2 separate regions of the Homo sapiens genome follow, and region 1 is linked to region 2. A link is a loop called in an ENCODE intact Hi-C map of the cell type or tissue named here. Cell type or tissue: MCF 10A. All regions are shown on one strand. Each heading gives the region's core, and the rest is flanking DNA. Links, peaks and the distances in the headings are about the cores only.

Evidence for each region. Hi-C counts contacts between places; a loop is a spot of excess contacts. Peaks named below come from ENCODE experiments on the same cell type or tissue, not always from the same donor. Only the 100,000 strongest peaks of a DNase experiment are listed, where the experiment ranks them.
Region 1: it touches region 2 in a loop (13-fold over the local background); 2 of 110 quality-filtered maps call a loop at or near these places.

Annotation. Positions count from the first base shown.
Region 1 is chr12:126,346,262-126,349,182 of GRCh38, reverse strand. No RefSeq gene overlaps it. Among named protein-coding and RNA genes, the nearest start is that of LINC02350, 78 kb to the left of the region's middle. In MCF 10A, for the core only: a CTCF peak has its summit at 1,603 (motif pointing right); no DNase peak of the experiment used is centred there.
Region 2 is chr12:126,746,430-126,749,350 of GRCh38, reverse strand. LINC00944 (long intergenic non-protein coding RNA 944) reads left to right here. Exons shown (of 5, transcript NR_033878.1): 2 at 1,224-1,420. Among named protein-coding and RNA genes, the nearest start is that of LINC00943, 11 kb to the right of the region's middle. In MCF 10A, for the core only: a CTCF peak has its summit at 1,627 (motif pointing right); a DNase peak (open chromatin) is centred at 1,640.

The sequences.
Region 1 (2,921 bases), core at 290-2,789, 400 kb after region 2:
TAGATGCCCAAGGTGTTTACGGCAACGAGCAGAGTCAAAATAATTAGAAAATGATGCACGGCCTACCACAAACCATCTCTCATCTGAACAGCTGATCGTCACCCCCACAATGTTCCAGATGTGTGTGTTTTCTTCAATAATGGGGAGTTAAAAATAACCCTCTCAGTTCCTCCAAATGATGTATGGCAGGGCCACTGCCATCAGGCATTCTGCAGAGGGGAGCCTCCTCAGTTACTATAGAAAGGCTTGAGAATAAAATAAATATAACCATGTGCTCATCATCCAAATGAAATTTTAATTAATTCAGAACTTGTTCCGAAAGCTTTCCAAGACAACTCATGCTAATGAGCTCTCTGCACTCTTCTTCCTCCAGTTTATGATGTCATGCTAAATGGGCTGCATCTACCAATGTTGATGAGATGAAAATCCATTCATTCTGGACTGAGGTTTGAGTATAGTTTTAGGACCTGCTGAAACACCTCAATTTCCCTTCTTCAAAACCCAGGGCCTCTTCTCTCTCTTTCCTTGTTGGGCTGAGATTGATGGCTTTTGTAAAAGCTTTCGGCGCTTCATGGGAAGAATCTCAACTCAATGCATTGGCTTTGGGGCATTAACCAATTTCCGTACTTAAAACAACTACCCACCAGCCCTTCCTCCAGCCAGCATTTTGTGCATGGGTGACACCAGCAGTGAGACAGAATTATCTGCTGTTCTTAACCACACAGCCTGGCCACTTCATTGTCTATGGGTCAAGGGCAGCAAGGTGTCATCACCTTGGGGTGAGTACAGATCTGCCAGGCTCATCAAATCACATGCATTTGGTCTCTCCACTCAGAAAATAAATGCCAACTCCTACCTCATCTTCCCCAAGAGCCTTGAAAAAGTCAAATGAGATGAGCTGTGTACTCTGTGCACTAAATAATGTGTATACACAGACACAGAATGTGGAATAATTGTCACTGGAGACTCGAAGGGAGGAAGGATGGGAGGGAGATGAGGGATGAGAAATTACTTAATGGGGACAATGTACATAACTTAGGTGGTGATTACCCTAAAATCCCAGACATCACCACTGTGCAATATATCCATGTGACAACACTGCATTTATGCTCCTTAAGTGTATACAAATTTAAGAAAAAATGTTAAGTAGCTTTCATATTTGAATGAACACCTCTAACTTCCATCATGTTGGGTTCCTATGGACCCTGGAATTGTGAGACCACACAGGGAGAGGAGGAGCCAATCCCAGCTGTGCTGCCCCTCACCGGAATGGGAGCACCGAGGGCAGGATAGACCAGGGGAGGGAACATGGATAATGATTTCGACACCCTGGTGCTGTTGCTAGGCATTACCTTTTCACATTTCCTCCTAAAACCACAAGGATCTGATATACTGAGCATAAAACCCACAGCATGGGACAAAATACAACTTTTCTTTCAAATTATCCAATTCTAGACATGTGAGCAGGCAAGGACACCTGCATGTGATTGAGGAAGCCCCTGATGGACAGTCACTGTTCCCGGGGTGAGCTCTGGGGATGCGGGCCTGCACTCATCCGGACAATCCAGGAGGAGGCGCTACACCAAGAGTCAGCAGCCCTTTTTCTGTAAAGGGCCTGAAAGAAAATACAATAGGCTTCATGGTCTGTGCAGTTTCTGGCACAATTGCCCAATTTGGCTCTTGCAGAGTGAATGGACATGGCTGTGTTTCGTTAAAACTTTATTTACACAAATAGGTAGCAGAGGAAGGAAATCAATTCAAGAGATGTTTAAGAGACAAAATAACAGTTTGCAAACCAAAGACATATGACAGTATGAATAATGTCCTTAACTAGCTAATGCCCACACAAGAAAAAAATTAGATATTATCTCTATTACAGTCCATTTCACACATCTTTCATAAAAACAAAACAAGGGAATATTTCCCAACTATGGATGCCAGATCATTAGTGGGTCATTACATTGATTTATTGTCATTTTTATTTTTTTGAGACAGACTCTCATTCTGTCTCCCAGGCTGGAGTGCAGTGGTACAATCTCTGCTCAGTGCAACCTCTTCATCTCAGATTCAAGCAATTGTCCCTGCCTCAGTCTCCTAAGTAGCTGGGATTACAGGCACATGCCATCACGCGCAGCTAATTTTTCGATTTTTTGGTAGAGATGGGGTTTTGCCATGTTGGCCAGGCTGATCTTGAACTCCTGATCTCAGGTGATCTGCCCGCCTTGGTCTCCCAAAGTGCTGGGATTAGAGGTGTGAACCACCATGGCCGGTCCATTCCGACGATTTAGTGGATCACAACTTTCAAATTAAAAAAGATAAAATAGTCCAATAGTAATAAAATCACATTTGATATAAAATAAAACTTTTATTTTCATATAATAGTGAGGGAAAATATTTTCTATATGACTTCTTTAACTTTATGCATATACGTGTGTGTATGATATATGAAATGTATATTTTTCTTTGGGCCATCATCAATAAAGTTGGAAAAACACTGATATAATTGAAAGAACACAGAACTAGGAAATGGAAAGACTAGACAGGCTTTAATCTAAATTGTACTATTTGTTAGATTTGGATCTATATTTAACATCTCTAGACTTTACATGTCTTATTTGTAAAATTGAACCTTTCATTTATATTCTTAAAAATATATTTACTATGCACCCGCTATTAATCAGGCACTGTTCTAGGCTCTGGACATACATGGATCAACTAGACAGGCCCCACTCTAGGAAGCTAACAACCTACCTGGGGAGAGACATAAATAAACAAGTAAGTGGGTAAGCAGAGAAGAGGACGGGCTGAATGCTTATGGGGATGGGCACTGCTTCAAAGAGAGAGGTGAAGGAAGGCCTGGTAGGAAAGGGAGTGGCTATGAGAAGGTCCAAGGGGGCCTCTGGTGGTGAAAAAGAGCAAGG
Region 2 (2,921 bases), core at 250-2,749:
TTATGACTTTGGGTGCTTCAGAAGCTTTTGCTTTGTGGATTCCTACTCTATTAAAATATTGTTATAGTGATTTTTCTTCTAATTTTAAAATAAATTAAAATTAAAATATTTTCATGAACCCTTTAATAGTACAGTGGGCCTCAGGCATGGTGTCTATTGAGACTACTGGATAAATTGGCCATGCTACCCCTGGCTTATTATTTATAGAAAGCATTAAATTACTTTTTTACTTAAGCCAGCTTTGGTATCGTTTTCTATTATTTGTAGTCAAAAATTGTTAACCAACACAAAACGTTTTCTTTTCCTTAAGCAACATTTAATAATGCACGCATCCTTCCCGCGAGAAACCATTAGTGTAAGCAAAACAGACGTTAATTACCAAATTTAAAACAAGCAAACTTTGGTGTTCTATTTCTTGAGTATTATCAGAGGAGGATCAAGTGCAGAGCTAGACAATAACTTTAGAGAAGTAATCATGGCATGCAGCTGTGCTTCTATTTTAATAGATCTGCTTCTCCTACATAACCTGCCATCAGTGGGTGACAGGCTGGATATCATTCCCCAACAGTGGGGAGGAGTTAGGCAGTGTCTTCACCCCCACACCCCATCCTCAATTCATTTTATGGCATTTAGCTGTTGTCAAGTTATGCTATTATAGAACAAATTATAGAACAACTGGCCCACTGTGGGCCTGAGCCTGGCATCTTTATACCATTAATACCTGCTCAAACAAGCATGTGCAGGTGTAACACTAAAAATAGCACAATAAAAGTGTTTCTAGCTGGACAGGAGAAAGCCCAGACTCCCAACACAGTCACTGTTACTAATAGCTAAGCTGGACATTTTTCAGTACTTGATGCTTTTCAAAGCATTTCGATGTGCATTATCTCCTGTGATCCTCAGAGACCACCCCCGTGCCCTCCACAGAAGCTATAATTCTCATTTTATCAAATAGGAAAATAAAGCTCCAACATTCAAGGAACTTGTCCATGATGTCTATGTCACAGGGTGGGGTCTCCAATACTGATCTTGAGTTCCGATTCGAATGTCCCTGGGCCATCTCCATCCCCTTCGTAGCTTTGGGAGGAGTGAGAGGCTCTCCTGTGTTTAAATCTTGAGAATCAATGATATTCTCTTTGCCCAAGACCATCATGTGAGATCCCACATTTGAACCATAGAAATTTTGGAGACTCACATCCTAAAACCACGTTTCTCTATCCCAGTTAATCCCGTCATGTATTGACCCGGAAACATCATCTCATTTGCCTATAAGACAGAGAGAGAGAATGATAGAAATGCTGGAAGAACGAGCCTTGGGGCGGTATCGCCCAGATCTGAATCCACACAGCAGCTGCTTCGGTCCCTGTAACTCAAGGCTTCCTCTTAATCCTCTGTCCTCCATCAACACCTGGCTGAGCAGGTACTTCACAAACATTAAAAATAGTATAATTTCTAGGATCTATTTGTTAACTTGATCTCATTGGTCTATTAAAGCATCACACTGAGTTTCATGTAAATCATCTGTAGTATCCAGAAAGATTAGAGAAGAAGCTTTTGAAACAACCTCCACTTAACCTGCTTGCAGGGGATCCCACACCCTCCATTCCCCTCCATGGCCAGCAGGGGGCGCTCGCTCTAGGTGCTGGCTCTCTCTCCAGCTGCCAGGGCATTTCTGCTCCCATCAGGGGTGCTTTAAGCTTAGTACCAGCCTCTGTTATGGCATTATTACACTGCCCTCCTTTAATCTATACTATATAAATCCGTGAGCAGATTGAGCCGCTTCTATGAAAAGGAGCATAAATGCTGTGGAAAGATTCTACAAAACAACATGACTAAAACCATTTCTGACAAATTAGGTGTGGACAACAGAACTCTAAAACACAACGGAAAATTAAGCTCTGGAACGGTCCCTTCCTCCAATTGATTCTGAAGTGTCTTTAAGTCATTTCCCCACATTCGAGAAAACACAACTGGATATTGCAGATGGCCCGTTAGGAAGGTTATGGTTTATGACTGAAAGAGATCACACCAGCCCTGCAGACTTCTGCAAATAAAAATCTTGGCTCCACACAGCAAAAGACTGGGAAAGGAATACTTATTTATTTATTTATTTTGAGACAGAGTTTCGCTCTTGTTGCCCAGGCTGGAGTGCAATGGCGCGATCTCGGCTCACCACAACCTCTGCCTCCTGGGTTCAAGCAGTTCTCCTGCCTCAGCCTCCCGAGTAGCTGGGATTACAGGCATGCACCACCACACCCTGCTAATTTTGTATTTTTAGTAGAGACGGAGTTTCTCCATGTTGGTCAGGCTGGTCTCTAACTCCCGACCTCAGGTTATCTGCTCACATCGGCCTCCCAAAGTGCTGGGATTACAGGCGTCAGCCACCGCTCCCAGCCCATACTTTTAAATAAAAGAGTAATTATATAGAGATCACTGTTTAAACAATTTCTTAATCTGTATCTTTTTTATGGAGCCAACTCATAAAGTCACTTTTTTATGAAGCCTTGTCCTAGAGGGCTGCCTCTGCAGTGCTAGGTGGGTCTGCAGAGCTCAGCTTCCCTCTGCTGCAGATGAGTGTTGCATCCTTGGACAAATCATTTCTGCTCTGAACCTTCATTTTGCCTTCTGCATATGAGGTGTTTGATGAAAACAATTTCTGAGATTCCTTCATTTCTGATATGCTAGGATTCCACAAGCAAACCAATCTATGGGTGTGCACTTGGAGAGAGTTCTGTAGAGACGAAAAAGTTTTACCCTATGACAGAAGGACAAAATTCAGTAAAGAGTAGGGCTCCCATAATATAAGAAACCACTGCCAGCCCATGAGAACATTTTAGAGGGGAATGTCAAAAACATATTACCATATAAAATGTTAATATATATTAATATGTGAAAGTAATTAACAAAATGAGGAAGAACTC